Linked DNA regions of Homo sapiens: region 1 is linked to region 2. A link is a loop called in an ENCODE intact Hi-C map of the cell type or tissue named here. Cell type or tissue: PC-9. All regions are shown on one strand. Links, peaks and the distances in the headings refer to the core of each region. The heading gives the core; the rest is flanking DNA. Region 1 has its middle 62 kb from the start of AGTR2. Region 2 has its middle 120 kb from the start of AGTR2.

What was found. A loop is a pair of places that touch in the nucleus more often than their neighbours do. Peaks named below come from ENCODE experiments on the same cell type or tissue, not always from the same donor. Only the 100,000 strongest peaks of a DNase experiment are listed, where the experiment ranks them.
Region 1: a loop joins it to region 2, with 4 times the contacts of the local background. A loop is called at or near these places in 7 of 110 quality-filtered maps.

Annotation. Positions count from the first base shown.
Region 1 is chrX:116,227,179-116,238,991 of GRCh38, forward strand. No RefSeq gene overlaps it. Among named protein-coding and RNA genes, the nearest start is that of AGTR2, 62 kb to the left of the region's middle. In PC-9, for the core only: no CTCF peak of the experiment used is centred there; DNase peaks (open chromatin) are centred at 3,553 and 5,803; H3K27ac peaks cover 3,361 bases.
Region 2 is chrX:116,280,666-116,292,478 of GRCh38, forward strand. No RefSeq gene overlaps it. Among named protein-coding and RNA genes, the nearest start is that of AGTR2, 120 kb to the left of the region's middle. In PC-9, for the core only: a CTCF peak has its summit at 5,201; DNase peaks (open chromatin) are centred at 3,926 and 5,036; H3K27ac peaks cover 1,506 bases.

The sequences.
Region 1 (11,813 bases), core at 3,479-8,478, 52 kb before region 2:
CTCATTCTCAAAGACCCAAGGTAGAAGTTCAATCAGCTTTATATCAGAAAGTTCCCGGTTTCAGAAACTCAATGACTCATTTGAAACATTTATTTTTCTTTTAATCTCCACTAAGATCACAAACATTTTTTGCTTGACTGAAGCAGCAGCATTTTGAGAGGATTTCAGTATAAACATTAATTTAGGTCTTGCAAGCTAACATCAGCCTTTGCCTTTTGTTTCAGGCCATGCATTGTTTTCATTTCACCCATAATCCCTTTAGATTGGAGAAGGTAGGGGTATAAAGTGTAATTTCTCAGTAATGTTAGTCTGAGCTACATTATTAAGCAGTTGGCTGTTTGGCCAGCAATGTGTTCAGTGATCTGCTTGATTTTCTGTGCACATATGCCTTCTTTCTTTCTTTTCTATGGCATTAGTTTCTATGATTCAAGACTAAAAACACTACAGGGTGAGAGTAACCAAACAAGGATGGTACCCGTACAAAAACAGGCACATAGGCCACTGGAACAGAAAAGAGAGCCCAGGAATAAGGCTGCACAGCTATGACCATCTGATCTTCAACAAAGCTGGCAAAAGCAATGGGGAAAGGACTCCTTGTTCAGTAAATGGTGCAGGGATAACTGACTAGCCATATGTGGAAGATTGAAAGTGGACCCCTTCCTTGCATCATATAAAAAAATCAACTCAAGCTGGATTAAAGACTTAAATGTAAAACCCAAAACTGTGAAAACCCTGGAAGACAATGAAGGCAATACCATCCTGAACATAGGAACTGGTGAAGTTTTCATGACGAAGACACCAAAAGCAATTACAATAAAAGCACAAATGGACAAATGGGACCTAATTAAACTTAAGAGCTTCTGCACAGCAAAAGAAACTATCAACAGAGTAAACAGACAACCTATAGAATGCAGAAAATATTTGCAAACTATACATATGATGAAGGCCTAATATCCAGCATCTACAAGGAACTTAAACAAATTTACAAGAGAAAAACAAACAACCCCATTAAAAAGTGGGCAAAGGACATGAATAGATACTTTTCAGAAGAAGTCATACATGTAACCAATGAGCACATGAAGAAAACATCAATATCACAGATCATTAGATAACTGCAAATCAAAACCCCAATGAGATACCATCTCACCTTACACTAGTCAGAATGGCTATTATTAAAAAGTCAAAAATAGCAGATGCTGGCAAGGTTGTGGAGAAAAGGGAACACTTATGCACTGTTGGTAGGAGTATAAATTAGTTCAACCATTGTAATTAGCATGGTGACTCCTCAAAAAGCTAAAAAGCAGAACTACCATTCCCCCCAGGAATCTGTTTAGGAGATACATATGCAGAGGGATATAAATAATTCTTCCATAAAAACACATGCACATGAATATTCATTGCAGTACTATTCACAATAGCAAAGATATGGACTCAACCTAAATGCTCATCAATGATAGACTACCTAAAGAAAATGTGGTACATACACACCATGGAATACTATGCAGCCATAAAAACAATGAGACCATGACTTTGGCAGGAACATGGATGGAGTTGGAGGCAATTATCCTTAGAAAACTTACGCAGGAACAGAAAAACCAAATACTGCATCTTCTCACTTGTAAGTGGGAGCTAAATGATGAGAACTCAGGAACACAAAGAAGTGAACAACAGACCTTGGGGCCTACATGAGGGTGGAGGTTGGGAGGAGAGAGAGGATTAGAAAAAAATAACTACTGGGTACTAGGTTTAGTACCTGGGTGATGAAATAATTTGTACAACAAATCCCTGTGACATGAGTTTACCTATATTATAAACCTGCACATGTACCTTCAAAACTAAAAGTTTAAAAAGTTTAATAATATATTCCTAAACAATGTATTATCTACTTTTGTCTTTTAAAACATTTATAAAAATGAAGAAAAGACTAGAAACATTATCAAATGGGAAGTGTTTAGCACCTCTGAGAAGCAATTTGTTGATCTCACATAAGTTGTTTGAGAATAGGCCTGCATCTGAAAAATATGACATTTTCTAAGGAGAAAAATAGTTGGAAAGTCAGATAAGTGGAGTATTCACTTCTTTAAGCTACTCTTTGTATCAATATGTAATTCATAAATGAAGCAATGTAGTAAGTTTGTCCCAAATTTGGGGTCTTTGATCTCAGCCGTCTACCAACTGCAGGTTCATCTCTTTCTCCTGCTTTTGGACAAATAAGTGGAGCTGCAACATCAGACACAAGGAATTCAACATCAAGGCAAATTTGATTCTAGTTTTTTTCAAACTTTTTATCTCAGGTCAGGTAACTGAGTCTCTACCTTGTCATTGAAACTTTTCTGTACTGATAAGTTACAAAGTCATGAAGAGATGGGGATCCTGCCTTTTTCTTGCTAGTTCTGACCCCAAATGTCATTCCTATAACTAAGGCCTTATTACCAGCTACCAGACTTTCCTTGGTGCAGCCTGCCATTTTAGATCTCTGAACTGTGTTCCTAAATTGTCCATGGTTCTGCTTTGTACACTTGTTGAGAGACAATTTTATTTTTCGTTGCCGTCACTGTGTCAACAGCTTATGTATACCATGTGGCTGTTATATTGCCTTGAAACCCGTATCTGTTTTTGGCCTGGCAGGCTCTATTCCCATAACTTGACACTTAGTTCCCCCAGAATTTGCAGCACCCCAAATGTGTCCTACTTTTGTTAATCCTTTGGCTCCTAATTCTGTTGCAGGAAAAGACAAAATGTCACGCAGGAGCGTAATAAAAAAGTGCACATTCAGACCATTTGAACTTGTAAGACATAAGAAGGCCCTAGCTTTTTCACTGAGAAGATGGTCATAATGTGAAGATAGAGAAAAATCCATAGTATGATAAAGGTAGACAAAAGGAATTTTTCAAGTTTAGAGGTAGAAGAGTAAGATAGTTACACATATTTCGGTCAGTTGGAACTCAACAGAAAACAATCAGAAATACCTTAAATAAAAAAGGGAGAAGTTGTTTTAAAGAATTACCCCATGGAACTCGAGTATAAATGCAATTCGTCTTGTGGGAGAGACTTTATTGTCGTCTCTCACATTTGTTTCTATTGACACATCTGCTTCACTCTCTGAAGATAAGTTTTCTTAGCTTTTAAGGTGATGCAATACAGAATATGATCTTTTAAAAACAAACATATACTTGACTATGTAACTCCCTGCTTCAAAACCCTCCAATGGATTCTAACTGCACTTAGAATGAGATTTAAAGTCCTTAACATATCCTACAAAGCCCTACATTCTCAGATCTCTTCCTACCTCTCCATTCTCATTTTCTACAGTTTTTCCCTCTCTAACTTTGCAAGTTTGACCAACTATTTTAGGCATTTACATTTTCCTGTTTTGCTTACTCTTTCTGAAATTATGCAGTCTGTGCATGTATCTGTTTGTAGTCTAGTACCCTCTCTGTTGTAAACTGCACAATAGTTGACACTGCCTTTCCTTTGAACTCTTGTAGCTTCAGTACACAGGATTAGGTGTGGCACATACTATGGACTCAGTAAACATTTGCTAAATCAGTTTTGAAAGGGTAGGATGATTGAACGTTGAGAATTAGATATCAGCAGAGTGACCTGGCATTAAGAAGAGACAAAACAATTATTGACTCATACTGTTGAATACTTATTCTCTGTTCAGCACTGTTCAAAGAAATTTACTTGTTAACTGAATACTATTAGGTAGATGCTATTATGATCCTCATTTTAAATTTGTGGAAGATGTAGCATGAAAATGTTAAGTGGCTTGTTCAAAGTCAGACAGATAGTAAAACGGAAAGCCAGGATTCAGGTAGTCTGAGTTCACACACAGTGCACTTAATCACTATGCATACTGCCTACTTTGATTGCAGAGCAACAAAGTTAGCAAAACAAACTTGATTCCCAAGCAAAATCTCCTTTATACATTCTTCAGCCAGAGTTATATTTAAGGCCTGAAGGTGTGAGTCCTAACTTGAATATTGGAATAAGTAAGCATACCCAAGTGTAAATCAAAGTGGGCGAGAGGTGAGAGCCAAGTTGTTCTCAACACAGATAAATAGGACTCAAAAATGGAATTCATCAGCTTTAGGAATAGTGAGTGAGCTCACTGGAAAAAAATGTGAAGGTAGATTTCATTTCACTGTCTCTAACTGGTGGTCTTTCAGAATGAAGTAGACAGTGCTGAGACTTTAAGAAACACTTTAGTGGGCCACATTCAACCACTTCTTCATAATTTGTCTCAAATTAGGGCAATGATAAATTCCCATGCATTTATATTCATCTCATCTGTGGAATGTTATTTTTTTCGTGTAAAGCAAAATAGGTGTTCTAAAAGAACTACTGTAGTGTAAATGCTGACATTACTCTGCTATCCAAAAAATCTCAGACCAAAAATAGTAATGGTTCTTCCCTTAAAGGCAGGTGAAATGGATACAGAATCATCCATTAAGAGGAAATTAAAATGAAAATCTTGAGATTTACTATGAAACGTTGATTTTTTTTTCAGCATGTGTTATTTGCCACAAGATGGCAGCTAAACAATTTTCATTTCAGTATGGCAAAGTTAGGTAGGAGATTTTGTGTAGAAATCTTTTTTTCTTTTATGAAGCACAAATCAAAACTCAAAATTTGCTTCTAACAATATACAAATTTATAAAGATCATAGGACATAGGACTTTGCCATCAAGTATATAGACTGCCAATATTTTTCGGAGTTTATAGAACCTTAAAGTTATTGGGAAGATGGTATTGATTGTTAGCCAAAAAAACCCTCCTGGATAACAATCATGAAAGTAGGATTAAACAATTAAAACACAAATTATTTAAAGATGTGCCAGTGTCTTGGGGAGCATAGAAATGGGCAGTTTGGATGAGAGAACCAGGCTTCATTACAGCTGATTGATCATTCCAGCGATGTCACTCAATCTGGTTGTTGAATCAATGGTTCAGGAAACCGCATGAATAATTAAGAGAGACAAACCATAAGACAAAAGCTCTTCTAGAGGCCAGGCACGGTGGCTCACACCTGTAATCCCAGCACTTTGGGAGGCCAAGGCAGGTGGATCACTTGTGGTCAGGAGCTCAAGACCAGGCTGACCAATATGGTGAAACACTATCTTTACTAAAAATACAAAAATTAGCTGGGCATGGTGGCAGGTGCTTGTAATCCCAGCTACTCGGAAGGCTGAGGCAGGAGAATTGCTTGAACCCAGGAGGTGGAGATTGCAGTGAGCTGGGATCAGGCCACTGCACTCCAGCCTGGGGACAGAGAGAGATGGCATCTCAAAAAGTTTTATAAAAAGCAATTTTATAAATGTCTTTCAGGCATTGGTCCTTTAAGCTCACCTCTGCCTGGACCTATCTTTTAGTCTGTATTTTTGTATGTTCATTTAAAAAAATTAGATTAAAAGCTGTAAGACTTGTGTTTCACTTTTTTGATAAACCTGTAGTTCAGTTAGCACAGTGCTCAGCTACAGAATGGTCATAGTAGCATGGACAATATAGTATAGTAGTTAAGAGTATAGACACTGGAGCCATATTGCATTGAGTTATAGCTCATCTCTGTGTTGCCTTATGTAAGCCATGTAACCCTTGGAGTCTTAATTTCCTCAAATGTAAAATGGTTAACAGTTAAAATAAGCAAAACATTTAATGTGGTACCTGGTGCAAAGTAAGTTCTTTATTAGTAATTGATATCAATGATTCATGTATTGGAGGGGCCTCTAATATGAGGCGCCTGGGCTAACCCTTTGTAGAGTGAGTTAACCGGGTATTGGGAAATCAACCGCTCTCTACTAGTAAGTCCTCTCTCCACAATCTTGATGAATGATGTTTCCTGAAGAGGGAGAAAAACATTAGTCATAAGTACCTAAAAGTCCCACAGCCAGTTTTATAAGGAGGAATTTCTTCTCTCATACTTCCTGGAAGGAAGTTTTCTCAATACTGAGATTTTTTTCTTTTTTTCTTCTTGTTTTTTTTAAACTTTTATTTTAGGTTTGGGGGTATATGTGAAGGTTTGTTACATAGGTAAACTCATGTCACAGTGGTTTGTTGTGCAGATTATTCATCACCCAGGAATTTAGCCCAGTACCCAACAGTTATATTTCTTCTCATCTCCCTCCTCCCAGCCTCCACTCTCAAGTAGGCCCCAGTATCTGTTGTTCCCTTCTTTGTGTTCATGAGTTCTCATCGTTTAGTCCCCACTTATAAGTGAGAACATGCAGTATTTGGTTTTCTATTCCTGCATTAGTTTGCTAAGGATAACAGCCTCCAGCTCCATCCATGTTCCCACAAAAGACAAGATCTCATTCTTTTTTATGGCTGCACAGGACTCCATGGTGTCTATGTACCACATTTTCTTTATCCAGTCTGTAACTGATGGGAATTTAGGTTGATTCCATGTGTTTGCTATTGTGAATAGTGCTGCAATGAACATTTGTGTGCATGTGTCTTTATGGTAGAATGATTTATATTACTCTGGCTAGGTACTCAGTAAAGGGATTGCTGGGAGGAATGGGAGTTCTGCTCTTAGCTCTTTGAGGTATTGCCATACTGCTTTCCATAATGGTTGAACTAATTTATACTCACACCAACAGTGTATAAGTGTTCCCTTTTCTCCACAACCTTGCCAGCATCTGTTATTTTTGACTTTTTAGTAATAGCCATTCTGATTGTCATGAGATGGTATCTCATTGCGGTTTTGACTTGCAGTTCTATAATGGTCAGTGATACTGAGGGTTTTTTTATATGCTTGTTGGCCACATGAATGTCTTCTTTTGAAAAGTGTCTGTTTCATGTTTTTTGCCCACTTTTTAATGGGGCTGTTTGTTTTTCTCTTGGACATTTGTTTAAGTTCTTTGTAGATGCTGGGTATTAGACCTTTGTCATTTGGAGAGTTTGCAAATATTTTCTCTGATTCTGTAGGTTATCTGTTTACTCTGTTGAGAGTTTCTTTTGCTGTGCAAAAGCTCTTAAGTTTAATTAGATTTCATCTGTCGATGTTTGCTTTTGTTGCAATTGCTTTTGGTGTCTTTTTAATAAAATCTTTTCCAGTTCCTATGTTCAGGATGGTATTGCCTAGGCTGTCTGCCAGGGTTTTTATAGTTTTGGGTTTTACATTTAAGTCTTTAATCCATCTTAAGTTGATTTTTGTATATGGCCTAAGGAAGGGGTCCAGTCTCAATCATCTGCATATGACTAGCTAATTATCCCAGCACCATTTATTGCATAGTGATTTTTTTTTTTCCCGTTGCTTTTGTCAGCTTTGTTGAAGATCAGATGGTTGTAGGTGTGCATCCTTATTCCTGGACTCTCTTTTCTGTTCCATCGATCCTTGTGCCTGTTTTTGTATCAGGACCATACTGTTTTGGTTACTGTAGCCCTATAGTATAGTTTGAAGTTGGGTAACATGATGCTTCCAGCTTTATTCCTTTTGCTTAGGATTTCCTTGGCTTTTGAACTCTTTTTTGGTTCTGTATGGATTTCAAAATAGTTTTTTCTTATACTATGAAGAATGTTATTGGTAGTTTGACAGGAATAGCATTGAATTTGTAAATTGCTTTGGACAGTATGACCATTTTAATAATATTGACTCTTCCTATCCATGAGCATAGGATGATTTTCCATTTGTTTGTGGCTTCTTTGATTTCTTTGAGCAGCGTTTTGTAATTCTCATTGTAGAGATCTTTCGCCTCCCTGGTTAGCTGTATTCCTATTTTATACTTTTTGTGGCAATTCTGAGTGGGATTGCTTTTCTTATTTGGCTCTCAGCTTCGCTGTTTGGTGTATAGAAATGCTAGTTGTTTTTGTACATAGATTTTGTATTCTGAAACTTTGCTGAAGTCGTTTATTATCTGAAGGAACTTTGGGGCCAAAACTGTGGGGTTTTCTAGGTATAGAATCATGTTATCTAAAAATAGAGCTAGTTTGACTTCTTCTCTTCATATTTGAATGCCCTTTATTTCTCTCTCTTGCCTGATTGCTCTGGCTGGGACTTCCAATACTATGCTGAATAGATGTGGTGAAAGAGGGCATCCTTGTCTTGTGATGGTTTTCAAAGGGAGTGCTTCCAGCTTTTCTCCATTACATATTGGGATTTATTAAGTTGGTGTACTACCTCCTGTTGATATGGAGAGCCCTGTTCTCTAAAGGTGAAGTCTGTTATTCTGTGATGTAAGCAGCTCTCTTGAATGCAAGTCCAGTATTGTCTCCTGGACTGTGTCTTGTCCCAGCCATATGATAGGTTGTGTGGGAGAGGGAGGGGGAGTGGTGGTAATAAAAGTTATTAGTATTCATTGAAATTTACTGTGTGTTAAGCCCTGTGGTAGGTGCTTTCATATACAGTATCACATGTAATTATCACAATTACTAGTCAACTTTTATAGGTAAGGAATCTGAGAATGAAAAGGTGAGTAACTTTTTCAAGTATATATGACTATTGTTTTATGCATCATACAATCATGGTTATTGTGTGATGTTGGAACCAGGATTTCAGTTCAGATCTTCAGATGGGCATATGTAATTCTTTCTAAATACCTTATATATTACCATAAGAAAGATCAGGGCTTCCATCCTGTTCTAGTCAATGATGCCAGCAATTCTGACATTACTTAAAAACAATGTGACAGTTCAGGGAATGCCTCTGAGAGGCTAATCTTATCAGTTCAACTCTGTTATGAATTTTTATCTGCCCCGACCCTTGCTGCTACAAGTATATACACAGGAACAAGATTTTTGTAACTGTTTTCACGTGTCCACTCTTCTTAATCTCTTGCTTATGGAGGTGTTTTACTGGCCTTTATTGCCACACAACTATTACTCTTTCTAGGGCTCTTGACTAGCTCACTCTACGCTGGTGGCTGATTTTGCATATGGGTTTACTTTGAATTATCTCAATGCCTTTCCTCCATCCTTGTGCTCTTTTAGTTCTGCTTGCAAGAAAGCAGATAATTTTTCCTCAATGGACTGCACACTTGTCAACCCATGGAGAGTTTGAAGCTTCCTTCTCATTGCTCTCACTATATTTTTTCATGCTTCTATTTGAGTGTTTAGATATATGAGCAAATTTTAGCATTGCCAGACTTAGTAAATATTGTATGAGATGCACTTTTACTAAAATATTATTTGTTGTTCATCTGAAATTCAAATTTAATTGGGCATCTTGAATTTTTTCTAGCACTTCCTCTCTCACTTCCTGCCAATGTAATCTCATTCTCACGTACACATACGGAGGAAGAGGGCATCCTCAGTGCCTACCACAGTGCACACATACTATAGGTGCTCAAATGTTGAAAGGAAATAGTTTCTAGGGGATGTTAATTAGTTCAATTGATTCCATGCTATAGGTATTAGTGTTCATTACCTAAAGAACTGGTAGATGAGAAACAGATAATCTCCATCAATCACTGTAAATTATGCCTAAAAGAATGAAACAATTGTTAAGTAGAAAATTAATTTGGTAAATACCAGATAAATTATTCTTCTAGTGTAGGTATGGAGAACATAAATCTTGTTAAGTTGGTTAGTTTCTACTTTCATCTCTATAGTTTGCTCTCAAAGAAGTGGGTCTATCCAAGTTTCTATTCCTCCTTCTCAAATGAGGTAATCCACATGCAACAGATTTACCTCAGTTATCAACTCATGTTGGTGTTTGTTTTGATTGGAATTCTCCTGTTAATGTCACCAATCTGCACTCTGCACCACCCCCTCTTTCCACCCCTACTGTTATTATATCATGATGGATCTAGCCTAACTGAAATGTGATGAAAAATTTCTAAGAGGGTTTGTTTATTGTTTTTGTCTATGAATCATCAGCTATAGTAAAAAAATTGTGTTAATGAAAAAAATGTACATCTTTGTATGTATCTAAATGCTTCTAAAAATATCCCCTTTTTCTGAAATGTGGTGGCTAGTGTTGGAATTATTTCCAAAATAGGGCCGGCGCGGTGGCTCACGCCTGTAATCCCAGCACTTTGGGAGGCTGAAGAGGGTGGATCACGAGGTCAGGAGATCAAGACCATCCTGGCTAACAGGGTGAAACCCCGTCGCTACTAAAAATACAAAAAATTAGCCGGGTGTAGTGGTGGGTGCCTATAGTCCCAGCTACTCGGGAAGCTGAGGCAGGAGAATGGCGTGAACGTGGGAGGTGGAGCTTGCAGGGAGCAGAGATCGCGCCACTGCACTCCAGCCTGGGCAGCAGAGTGAGACTCCATCTCAAAAAAAAAAAAAAAAAAAAGAATTATTTCCAAAATAGGAAAGCATTTTTATAAATATAGATTTTTTTTTCTCTTACCTTCACTGTTACAGCTACCCTCAAGGGGAACTTAAGCTGATAATCATGATATCAATTTATACTTTAATTGGTGGAAAACATCTGTTGAGCTTCACTAGATTTTAAAAAAATAGCTAAATGTATGCAGCATTTACAGTCTTAATACTCTCAACAAAACACAAAATTTCAATTTTTAAACGTACTACTAATAAAAGTCCCCTACACAACTTGGAAGCAACAATTATAACATGCTGTACCTCTGATTTGTACAAGTCATTTATTACCAATAATTTTTACCTTGCTGAAGGTTGTAAATAGTTAACTTAAAATATAATTTTGTTTACACTGTTGCTTCTACCACTTGCAATCATTTAATTTTTTTTTTGAGAGAGATTGCAAAAGGAAGGTGTCATTCGTGTGAATATTTCACCTATTGGCTCCTCATCTGGCATGCAGGTAGGCTTTTTGGACCTTTTGTCCAGGTCTTGCACAGATGTCAAGAGTGTGCAAGGCATTAGGAAAGGAGAAATGGAGAGTGGGAGCAAAAGCAGGAGTCTAGATGGACTCTTGCCTATGTCATTGTGAAAATATTTCTTTCTTCTGGGTGATAGTTCCCCTCAGATTTTATTTTTATCTTTTGGGCCTTTCTTGGATCCATGCTTTCCAGGTAAATAAGCCAAAAAACCTCTAATTACTTATCAGTCACCTTGAAACTACATTCAGTCACAGTATAAGCACAGCAGAAAGAGTAAAAGATGGCAACTGAATGGAAGGTGCCAGAACCAAACTTGGGCATGGCATGCCTCTGCAAAGTTTGTGGTTTGTGTGCCTGGTAACTACTTCCTCCTCCAGCATGGCTCTCTGTGTGTGCATGTGTATGTGCATATGTTTGTGTATATGTGTGGAGAGGAGATGTCCAAACGGAGAATCAGTATTACTTGCTTCAGAATTACCTGCTTCCCTTCTTTGTAATTACAGAAATAGCTGGAAGTACAACTTGACAGATTCTAGAAGGAACAAAACTACCTTACTTTTTGCAGGGGCAGTGTTTTCACAAAGAACCATAAATGATCCTTGTAACAGTACTATTTGAACAGAGCAGGGGAATCTCTATTATGATAAGCCAAGGCTCAGAGGAATAAAAATATTTCTCAAAGCCATGTATCTCATAGAACATGCCTGCTCAGTATCTTTTTGCATCCAAGTCAGTAGTGGAACAAATGGCCATTCTTCTGCCACTGCTGTTTTGTTCCTCCTCCGATCCCTCTCTGTCTTTTCCTGAATTTACTGAGTGAACCTATAACTTACTTTGCTTATGTTGGCAGGAAGTCAGGCCTGAGGTAATAGCTGACAATAAAGTCTTTTTGTACTCACAGATATTTTGCTTATTGTATTAGTGAGGCACCTTTCTAGACTTGTCCTATGTGGAAGTGGAGTATCTTTTGAAATAAGGGATTTGTCCACCTTTCCCCTTCTCTATCTCATTGTAGCAAGGAATAGCAATAGAGACAGTTCACCTTCTCAAGGCCACCATGTA
Region 2 (11,813 bases), core at 2,312-7,311:
AATCTCACATGATCTTTTAACATATCAAACAGAAAAAGTAAGATCAGTTTGGCTGAAGTGAAAATGGAAGTCCTAGATTCCCACCTGCTCAGCCTCCTTACTCAATTCGCTCTCCCCTCTTCACCTGCACCAATTCTGTTTCTTGTTTGTTTGTTCGTTTGTTTGTTTTGAGACACAGAGTCTTGCTCTGTCGCCCAGGCTGGAATGCATTGGCGTCCTGATCTCGGCTCACTGCAACCTCCACCTCCCGGGTTCAAGTGATTCTCCTGCCTCAGCCTCCCAAGTAGCTGGGATTACAGATGTGTGCCACCACACCCAACTAATTTTTGTATTTTCAGTACAGGGGGGGTTTCACCATGTTGGCCAGGCTGGTCTTGAACTCCTCACCTCATGATCCACCAGCCTTGGCCTCCCAAAATGCTAGGATTACAGGTGTGAGCCACCACGCCAGGCCTAATTCTCTGTGTTTGAATGTGAGATCTCTTCTGAGGAGTCCTAGGGCTTTGTGAAACACAGCCACATGATCAAATACACATTCCTTAAATTAGCATTCAAGGCCTTGTAAAATCTTACCTCACAATAGCTGCTCAACAGAATGCTCATTGTTTCTAAACAACCTACAAACATCCTGGACACCACACCTTTGTTCACACTGCTCCCCAGTCTGGAATGCCCTACACACCCTCCTCCTTGCATTTCCCTAAAGTATAGCCTCTTTAGAGTTCAGATTATGTTCCACTTCCTCTAAGAAGTATTCCCTGATCAGTTACTTTTCACAATTGTTCTTACACTCTGATCCATTTTCATACTTCTCTATATTTGACACAATGTAAGTGATGATGCTTTGATTTTTTTTTCTAATATTTATTTTGTCTCCTCACTGAGGGAGCAGGCAACAAGAGCTCCTAGACTATCTGTATCTCTGAGGTCTGGTAAAGTATCCTGTACACATAATATGCTGAAACAGTTCCCTATGAAATTCCTTTTTCATGTTTGTCATATTTCCCTAAATAAACCATAAGCCTTTTGTAGACAAGGACATTCTTAGACGTTTCTTCTGTCATAATTTATCTAGAATCTAGCATGATCCAGAGTCCACAGGAGACTTCAACTGGCCATGGTAGGATTTGGACAGGAAAGATGTTAGATGTGGGAAATTTAGAAAGAATGAAAATCATGATTTGATGTAGAGAGAGGGGTATCTGTTGTTAGGGAAGATGACAGATGCTAGGAATGAGGTGTAGAGGGGTACTCAAGAGTGAAGGAACAGGTTGAGACGTGATTAGGTAAGGCAAAGAATAAGATGTCAACAAAGAGATAATATTATTCTCAATGAGAGAGATCAACAAGGATTAACATGAAAATTTGATTTGAGATAAAATCAGAGATAAGGCCCTTCTCTTGCCCATCATTCATCAAAGCTCAAACAGAGTTACGCAGTCCAAACACAGAGAATGTCTACTTTGGGGCCTATATTCTGAGTTAAGACTCTGGGTCTTTGACTTGGTCCTCAAATAGATATCTGAGATTTCAAAATTCTCACTTGAAAGAAAAATGGTTAGACGTGGTACCTCTGGACCACTAACATCTTAATGTCTGTTTTCTACCACATGTTCAGAAATCCAATTTAATAAAGATAAGAAGAATAACCATTTGTTGAAGACTTACTATTGTAATACTCTGTGATAAGTGATTTAGATGAGAGAGGGGAGTCTCTACTTTCAGGAAGAGAGTGGATAGAATAAGATGAAATAAGATAATAGGATAAAGTGCTTTCAGGAATCCAAGAAGGGTGAGAACTTATAATAAATAACAATAGCTTACAATGCCCAGTACTTACCCTATGACAGGCGCTGTTTCATACATTTGGCAAATGTTACCTCATTTAATAGGCATAACAACCATTTGAGCTAAGTATTATTTTTCCCATATTAGAGATGAGAAAACAGGCTCAGAGACATTAATTGATTTAAGTTGAAGAGCTGGTGTGAATGGCAGAGTTGAAAAGTCAGAGTCTAAACCCAAGTCAGCATAGCTCCAGCTGAAGCTCTTTACTGTGACTTACACTGCCCCAGTATATTGCTATACTGTCAAATATTATTACTAGTTTCTTGGGAAGAAAGAAAACAAAAGAACTCATTCAGTTAAATTGCTAATTGTATGTAGAAATAGAGGCCAGGAAGTTTGAGTGTAATAGAAAGCCAGAAAATTTCAAAATCTTACTTGAACCAGATGTTTTAGTCTCTTTTCCCATCATATTTCAATACCTCTCCCAAGATTTCTGGAGACACTATAAAGAAATAGCTAATAAGTTGCCAATGGAATTTTGTGGTCTTTTCATTTAATTCAGGTCTTGGGAACAAGAAACTAACCAACCATTAGAGTAGATATCTAGAAAAGAAGAGGGTGATTTACAAGACAGGATAACTCAGTTGGAATAATTAGAGGGTGACTGGCTCTTTATTTATTTAGGCTGAGGGATGCTCCAAATAGGAGGTTTGTGATTCGCACTGGGTCAAAAGAATTCTGCATTTTCTGTTTCTGAACACCATATTCTAAGAGCAGCCCTGTCTTTGCACTAGGCCAGACATATCAGAGGGATTCGCCTCAAGCTCTCAGTCAGTAAATCCATTGTAATTTACCTCAAGAAAAGATACACAGGTCTTGACAAGGGGCTTTTGTGCTTCAGGTACCTATTTAAAACGTTTATACATTATGACTACAGTCAACAATAATTTATTATACATTTAAAAATGACTATAAAAGTATAATTGGATTGTTTGTAACACAAAGGAAGGATAAATGCTTGAGGTGATATATACCCCATTTACCCTGGTGTGATAATTACACATTGTATGCCTGTATCAAATATTTTATGTACCATATATATATATTCATTTTTGCCTGTATGTAGTAGGTATATACATATATATATGTATATACCTATATATATATATAATAGATGTATATATATAGGTATATACTGGTATATATATATATACACACACACACACCTGTATATATATATAGGTGTATATATATAGGTGTGTATATATAGGTGTGTATATACCTATATATACACACCTATAGATATATATAAACCTGTATATATATATACACACAACTATATATATACACACACCTATATATATACACATACCTATATATATATACAAGTATATATATAGGTGCATATATGTGTATATACATATATATATACACACACCTATATATACATATGTGTATATATAGGTATATACCTATATATATGCACCTATATATATATATATACACACACACAGGTTTTTTTTATATATATATATATATACACATCTATATATATACATACAGGTATATACCTATATATATATGTGTGTGTGTATATATATATATATATAGGTGTATATATATAGGTGTATATGTATAGGTGCGTATATAAGGTGGTGGATATATATATATATACACACCTTATATACACACCTATCCTATACATATACACCTATATATATATACCTACTACGTACCCCCAAAAATGAAAAATTTTTAAAAAGTTTTATACAAATTTGAGCTTAAGGCCAATTTTTGAGCACGCATTCGGTGAGATGGCTCCAGCTTGATATCCAGGGTGCTTCACAGCAAACAAATTTTCTTCATCAGTGCTAACTACTTCGTTCTGATCTTTTCCTACCTATCCACACCCTTAGATTATCTTCTTAATGGATCAGACACAGGCATACCCCCTTATAGGTTTGTAATATTTTCTGCAATGCATAAAGTACCTCTTCAAATCTTTACCAAACCACTCTGTTTTTTTTTTCCTCCTCTGCGTTCTTAATAATCCATTGCTCCTTTTCTGACTGACACACATTCACCCCACCCTTCAAGTACCTTGAGGGCATAGTACTTCCTTTTTGGCAAGGTAAAGTTGACATTTGTTTACAAATAAAGCCATCACTTTTCAGCCTGAAAATGAGCTCATGCTGCTTCAGGGAAGAGAGAAGAGAGCACATATTTCTCAACCTGGAATGCTCTGCTTTCTTTTTTAAATCAACTTTATTGAGGTAAAAATTATATGGAGAAAAAAGCATCCATTTTAAGTGTACAGTTCAATTAATCTTGACAAATGTATACGCCTGAGTAGTTTTAGCTCCTCTCAAGAAATGAATCATAATATCATCCTGGAAAGTGCCCTCCTACCCCTTTGAAGTCAAATTCCCACCGTAACTCCCATCTTTGAACAACCGCTACTCTCTTTCTATTATTACAAAATAATTTATTCTGTTTTAGAACTCCTTTATATATATGAAATCATACAGCATTTACTTTGTTTAATTTGGAGTCTGGAGATTCATTTATGTTATTGTGTATATCAGTAATTTATTTTTTTTTTGCTTACTAATCTGTATTTCTTTATAGAATATGACATAATTTATCAATTTTATATTGATAGACATTTGAGTTGTTTCCAGGTTTTAGTTATTATAAATAAGACTGCTATGAACAAATGAACAAATGCAAGTCTTTTTGTCGTTGTACACAAAATATCCAGATATAAAATTGCTGAAGTCATAGGGTAGATGTGTAATTAGCTTGATTAAAAAAATTGAAAAAAAAAACTTTTCTCCTAAGAGGTTGTACCATTTTGCATAGTTCAAAGAGGTTGTACCACTCTTATCTACAATGTACAAGAGTTCTAGTTGCTTCACATCTTCACTTTGTTGATGAAAAAACCAGACTCCAAAATATTTTAAAGAGGTTTGAGTCAATATGAATGACTATGTCCCGAGGAACACAGTCTGAAGAGATCCTGAGAAAGTGCATCTGCAGAAGTTAGATTACAGTTTGGCTTTATACATTTTAGGGAGGGAGGAGTTACAGGGAAAGTCATAAATCAATACATGGAAGGTATATGTTGGTTTTGCCCCAAAAGGTGGGATATCTTGAAGCAATGGCCTGCAGGTTATAGGTGGATTAAGAAATTATTTAATTTGCAGTTGGTTAAAGGAGTAAAGCTTTGTCTAAAAATTTGGAGTCAGCAGAAAGGAATGTTTTAAGATAAGTAATTCTGTTAACCAATACACTGGGTCAGAGTGACCTGTAGGGGTATGTGACTTAATCATTGTCTGGCATGGCCTTAGGTCCTGTTTATAATTTGGTATTTTATTGTCACAAAGAGTCCATTTAGTCTTATGATCTCCATTTTTACTAATTTTATTAATGCTAGTCAATTGTGCCTAAACTCCAAAACCCATCATGGCTGGGAATTCAGGTTTTATGGTTTTTCTGGGGTCCCCTTGGCCAAGAGCGTGTCTGTTCAGTCAGTGGGGGGCTTAAGATTTTATATTTACTTTACAACTTGATAGTGTCACTCTTTTGTAGGGGTTGAGAGAAAGCTTTCTCTCTGCCCACTGAAGATTCACTGAAAATGAACTGACAAAAGGCAGATTAATAGGAGAAAAAGGCATACACATTTATTAACATGCCTAAACACAGAAGCGATACACAAAATATGAGACTTACAGAGGGGCCCTATGGTTGAGGCTTAAATACTGTCTTTATATGGGAGAGATGTATGGACTCAGGAGACAGACATTATTTTGTACATGATTCTATTTGGAAGCTAGATGGACAAGGTTAGGGGCAGAATTACATAGGAACAAAGATTGTCTTTTTATGCAGATAAAGCCCCCCTCCCCTCTAGGAAATCTCTTAGAGCTGCCCTCAGAAAGACAGATGAAACATTTATCTCAGTGTGATGATGACCCCCAGTTTCTTCTCTTCTCTGTGGTTGACCTTTCCTGGTTATTTGATGAGATTCCTAGAGAGGTAGTCTTAATACATAATGCATTTCTTTTTGGAAATAAGCTTTCTTAGATAAGGAAATTTCAGAGAGAGTCTCCCCCAGTGCTTCTGGAAAGAGGATCAGAGAGACAGAAAGGCAAGGGAAGGTCAGAGAGAGCCCTTGGTTCTGAGGCTTATTTCTGAGACCTTTCCACTTTCAAAGTGCTTAGCGTCCTAAAGAGCCATATTTTGGGGAATTATTTTCTGTACCCCAACACTTTTTATTTTTAGCCATTCTGGTAAGCATACATTTTTATCTCATTTTAGTTTTAATTTATATTTATTTGAAGGCTGAAGATGTTGAGCTTCTTTTCATGTGCTCATTGGTCATACATATATCTTCTTTTATAAAGTGTTCAAAAGTCTTGTGCAATCCCCACCCCACTTTTATTAGGTTGTTTATCTTCTTAATATTGAGTTGTAAGAGTTCTTTATATATTTTGAATGTCAGTACTTAGTCAGATATATGCATTATGAATATTTTCTAATGTTCAAAATATACCAATAAGAAAATAAAAATGCAAGTCTTTTATTGGAAGAAAATGTGGTTTCCAGCTTCATCCATGTCCCTGCAAAGGACATGAACTCATCCTTTTTTATGGCTGCATAGTATTCCATGGTGTATATGTGCCACATTTTCTTTATCCAGTCTATCATTGATGGACATTTGGGTTGGTTCCAAGTCTTTGCTATTGTAAATAGTGCTGTAGTTAACATACGTGTGCATGTGTCTTTATAGTAGAATGATTTATAATCCTTTGGGTATATATCCAGTAATGGGAATGCTGGGTCAAATGGTATTTCTGATTCTAGATCCTTGAGGGGGTCTTTGCTATTTTTTTTTTTTTTAATTTCTGTCTGTTTTTAGATATTTGACTATGATGTGCCTGAGTGTGGTTTTCTTTATACTTAGCCTACTGGAGTTTGCTGAGCTCCTGGATATATAGGTTATTGTTATTCACCAAATTTAAGACATTTTGAGCATTATTTTTCAAATAACTTTCTGCCTAATTCTCTCTCTCCTTGCCTCTGGGGGTCCAATTACATGCATGTTTGAGAGCTTTGCATTATCTCACAGGTCATTGAGGCTCTTAATTATTTTCAAATCTTTTTCTTTGTTTTTCAGATTGGGTAATTTGTATAAATTTGTATTGAAATTCACTGACCCCTTTTTCTTCTAACTCCAGTTTGCTGTCAGGCTCTTCCAATAAGTAGTTTTATTTCAGATATTTAACTTTTAATTTATAGATTTTTAAATTAGTTTCTTCTTTATTGTTTTTATTTTTCTGCTGAGATTTTTCTATTTATTCTCTTATTAAAATCATATTTTTCTTTATATGTTTGAATATAATTTAACAGCTGCTTAAAAACCCTTATCTGTTAATCCCAAAATCAGAGTATACAGAGATATTTTAATATTGATTGCTTTTTTTCTTGATTTAGGGTAACATTTCCTTCTTTGCATATTAAGCTATTTGTGTTGCTAGATATTTTGGATAATACATTGTAAGAAATCAATTTTGCATATTCTCTTCCTTTAAATAATGTTTCATTTTGTTGTAGCAGTCAGTTAATTTGCTGGCAGTTCTACTTGGTTTTGTGGAGGCTTGGTTATAGGCTTTCTTAGGGTGTGTTTATAGAGTAGCTGTAACCCTACAGCATGGACCCTTTTTTAATGCATGGCCTTTCTGTTGCCTTAGCTGAATGCTAGGAATTGGATTGGGGTCTTGTCACTCTGGCTACAGTGCCACTCTGATATTTTTTAGCACTGTGCAACCTCTAGAATCTCTGTTCAACTCTCAAATCCATGACAATTTCTTGTTGCTAGGTCTCACACAGTCGTGCCCCACACATCTATATCCTAAACCTTGGCCAGTGACTTATGGGAAACTCAAACAGAGATACCTGTGAACCCTTCTGCATAGCTCCCTCCTCTCCAATATCCTACCGTGAACTTTAATATTTATCTTCTCAGCTCAGCAGGACTGTCTTGGTCTGTTTGAGTTCTACTTTCTTATGTCTTTCTCAAGAAATTTTTCCAAGTCATAGAACTGACATGAATATAGGGCTCACTTTGTATGTTTCTTTTTTCTTGGTGACCAAAGTCCTGTACTACCTATTGTTCAGTATCTTAAAACATTTTTTTTTACATCATGTCCAACTTTGTGGCTTTTCTAATAGTGGGAGAGCATGTTTGGCATTAGCTACTTCATCATAAGCAGAGGCAGAAATCTCCCTGCATTTTTATGCTTTAGCAAATTTGTTTCCAATTATTGTTAGTAGTAGTAGTAGTAGTAGTAGTAGTCACCCATTTAACAAATTAGGAGATGTTACATGAATGAGCTAGGATTCAAACCTAGGCCTTCCAGTTCTAAACCCCTGTGTTTTCCATTACATTGTGCTGTCTTTCCATTTAAGTCATTTTCTAGTTTTAATTTAATAGGTGCTGAAGATCTACCATTATACCCCAATTTCTTGCCCTATGATCTAGCACAAAAATCTAAAGATTTCAGTGTCTTAATATACTTTTAAAAATGTAAATATCCATAAATGTAGTTACAAATAATATAGCAGTGTCAGAAACATTTGAACCAGAGTGACTCCATTTTGAGTGAGGGCTAGGAAAATGAGGCTGGGACTTGCTGGGCTGCATTCCCAGAAATTTAGGTATTCCTATCTTCTTGATGTTTATGGTTAAGGGAACAGATTGATAATGTTTACTAAACAGACCCAGACTTGGGAATGTCCAGATATCCCAATATCTCAAGAAGAAAGGCATTCCTAATTTTGCTTTAAAGATACTAATAATGATTCTTGCAAAATATAATAATTAAGAAAATTAATCCTTTATCACTTGTACCTAGGGTGGACGCATTCCTCCTCTTACTTTCAGGAATGCCCACACTCTGTATGGAGTAGATGTTCTTTCACTACTTTACTTTCTTAATAATCTTGCTTTTGTTTTGCACTGTGGACTCGCCCTGAATTCTTTCTTGCATGAGACCCTGTAACATCTTTCTGGTGAACCACGGAAGGGACGATACTGAAGAGACCCCCAACTGAAAGGAAAATCATCTGTGTGCACCAGTTGGCTGAATTTGGGGCACTATTATTCAATATGTAGATGATCTGTTGATTGCTAGCCCAACCAGAAGAGACTCAGATGAAAATACCAACAGGTTTCTAAATTTTCTGGTAGCTAATGGGTATAGTGTCTCATGGCATAAAGCCCAGTTTTCAACTCAAGAGGGTAAATACTTAGGATTTGTCCTAACCCTTGGCACCTGAGCAGTAGTGCCAGAATAAAGTGAAGCTATCTTAAGTATTCCACAACCCCAAACTAGAAAGCAGCTGTGGGTTTTCCTAGGGATGGCAGGATTCTGCCATTTATGGTTGCCTGGATTTGGACATATAGCCAAGCCTTTATATGAGGCTCTGAAAGGAGCAGATGTAGATCCTTTTGAATGGGATAGTAACTGTAAACAAGGTTTTAATGCTCTCAAGGAGAAATTGGGATCAGCTCCAGCCCTACGAATTCCTAATCTTGATAAGCCACTTTTCCTTTATGTGGCTGAAAAACAAGGAACCACCCTAGGTGTCCTTGTATAGGAGATGGGAGATATTCTCTAACAGTGGCATATTTTTCTAAGCAATTAGACCATGTAACTTCAGGATGGCCTGGATGCCTCAGGGCAGTGGCAGCAACTGCTCATTTAGTAGATGAAACCAATAAACTGGTTTTAGGAAAATATCTGGAGGTTTTAACCCCACACCAAGTACAAGGAATCCTAGAAGCCAAAGGACACCAGTGGATGACAGGGGGATGCTTATTGAAATATCAGGCTTTGTTGCTAGACACTCCTGATGTAACTCTTAAAGTATGCCAGACTTTGAATTCAGCTACCTATTTACCTGAACCCACAGGCACCCTACCCTAGATCATTCTTGTATACAAGTTATGGAGCAAGTTTACTCCAGCTGGCTGCATTTAAAGGATGAGCCTCTATGTAATCCTGAGGTAGAATGATTTACAGATGGAAGTAGCTTTGTGCACCAGGGAAACAGGAAACCTGGATATGAGTCAACACGAGGTAATTGAATCTCAGGCCTTACCAGCTTCTACCTCAGCTCAAAAGACAGAATTAATAGCTCTTATTAGAGCCCTGAAATTGGGAAAGGACTTAAGAATCAACATTTACAATGATTCTAAGTATGCCTTTCTGGTACTTAATGCTCATGCTGCTGATCTGGAAGGAATGAAAACTCCTAACTGCTAAGGGTTCCCCTATAAAACATCACTTAGAAATTCTGAATCTATTAGATGCTGTTTTGCTTCCCAAGGAAGTAGCTGTAATCCATTGCAGAGGGCATCAAAAAGGAGACTCTACTGTAGCTAAGGGAAACTCCTTTGCAGATGCAGCAGCTAAGGCAGCAGCATTAAAGGAGCCATTTGGACTTGTTGGCATGTTAGTGCCTTCAGCCATAGTAATGACAGAACCAAGATATACTACAAAGGAACAAGAATGGGCTAAAGGTCAGGGTTTAATTTGAGATTCTTCTGGCTGGCTTATCAATGACAACAAACTGTTGATACCTGGTATTAATCAGTGGAAAATAGTTAAGCATTTATATGACCCTACTCATTTAGGAAGAGATTTCCTGTTTCAATTGATGTCTTGGCTTTTTATTAAAAAAGGCTTACTTAAAACAGTAAAGCAGGTAACTTAGGCCTGTGAACTAAGTGCCCAGAATAACCCAAATAACCAATCTTTGCCTCCTCCTTTAGTAAGGCCTGTTCAGCATTGGGGAACATACCCTAGTGAAGATTGGCAAATAGATTATACTCAGATGCCCCCATGTAAATGGTTTAAATATTTGCTAACACTTGTTGACACCTTTACTGGTTGGAACGAGGCTTTTCACACCGGGTCTGAAAAGGCAATTGAGGTTTCTAAACTCCTATTAAAGGAAATAATTCCTAAATTTGGGCTGCTTAAGAGCTTACAGAGCAATAATGGTCCATCTTTTATAGTGAAAATTACCCAAAACATATCTTCAGCCCTAGAAATTCAGTACTGCCTTCACTTGGCATGGAGGCCACAGTCTTCAGTGAAAGTAGAAAGGCTAATTAAACTCTTAAAAGGACTCTTGCTAAACTATGCCAAGGAACATCAGGAGCTTGGCTATCTTTATTGCCTGTAGCCTTGTTACGGGTTTGAGTGGCTCCTAAGGGAAATCTGCAGCTCAGCCCTTTTGAAATAATGTATGGAAAGCCTTTCGTAACTACAGACCTCCTAATAGGTATAGATACTTTCAAGCTACAGAATTATGTAATCAACTTAGGACAAGTGCAAAAGGTGCCCTTGAGTATGGAAATCAAAGACTTCCTTCCACTACTAAGGAAGAGACTCTTGTTACAACCCTGCTGGGGGATTGAGTCCTATTAAAAACTTGGAAGGAAGGATCCCCAGCAGATCAACTTTCCCCAAAATGGAAGGGGCCCTATCAAGTTCTCCTTAGTACCCCAGCTGTAAACTACTAGAAATAAACAGCTGGGTCCACTTATCTCAAATTAAACCTGTCTCTTATGAAGTCCCACAGGCTGACAAAACACCAGAGACTGATCCCATTTATTCCTGTGAGCCAACCAGTGACCTCCAACTCCTGTTTAGAAGAATCGAAAGGGATGCGTAACACAAAGATATGGATTGGCATTCTACTTTTGGGTATAAGTTGGAATCATGCAAAGAGTAACTTATTTACTGAGTGGGCAAAGACTTTAGCCTCTCTACATAGTCAGACAAACTGTTGGGTGTGTGGAGAATTGCCACTTTCCTCCACTTCCGGGTTGCCCTGGCATATTCAACAAGCCAACCTAAGTTTATGGGGATTTTATTATGATTGGTAAACTGAACATTATCAACATAGTCCCTGTTTTCCCATGTATCATAGCCATACAGAACTTAGCCCTT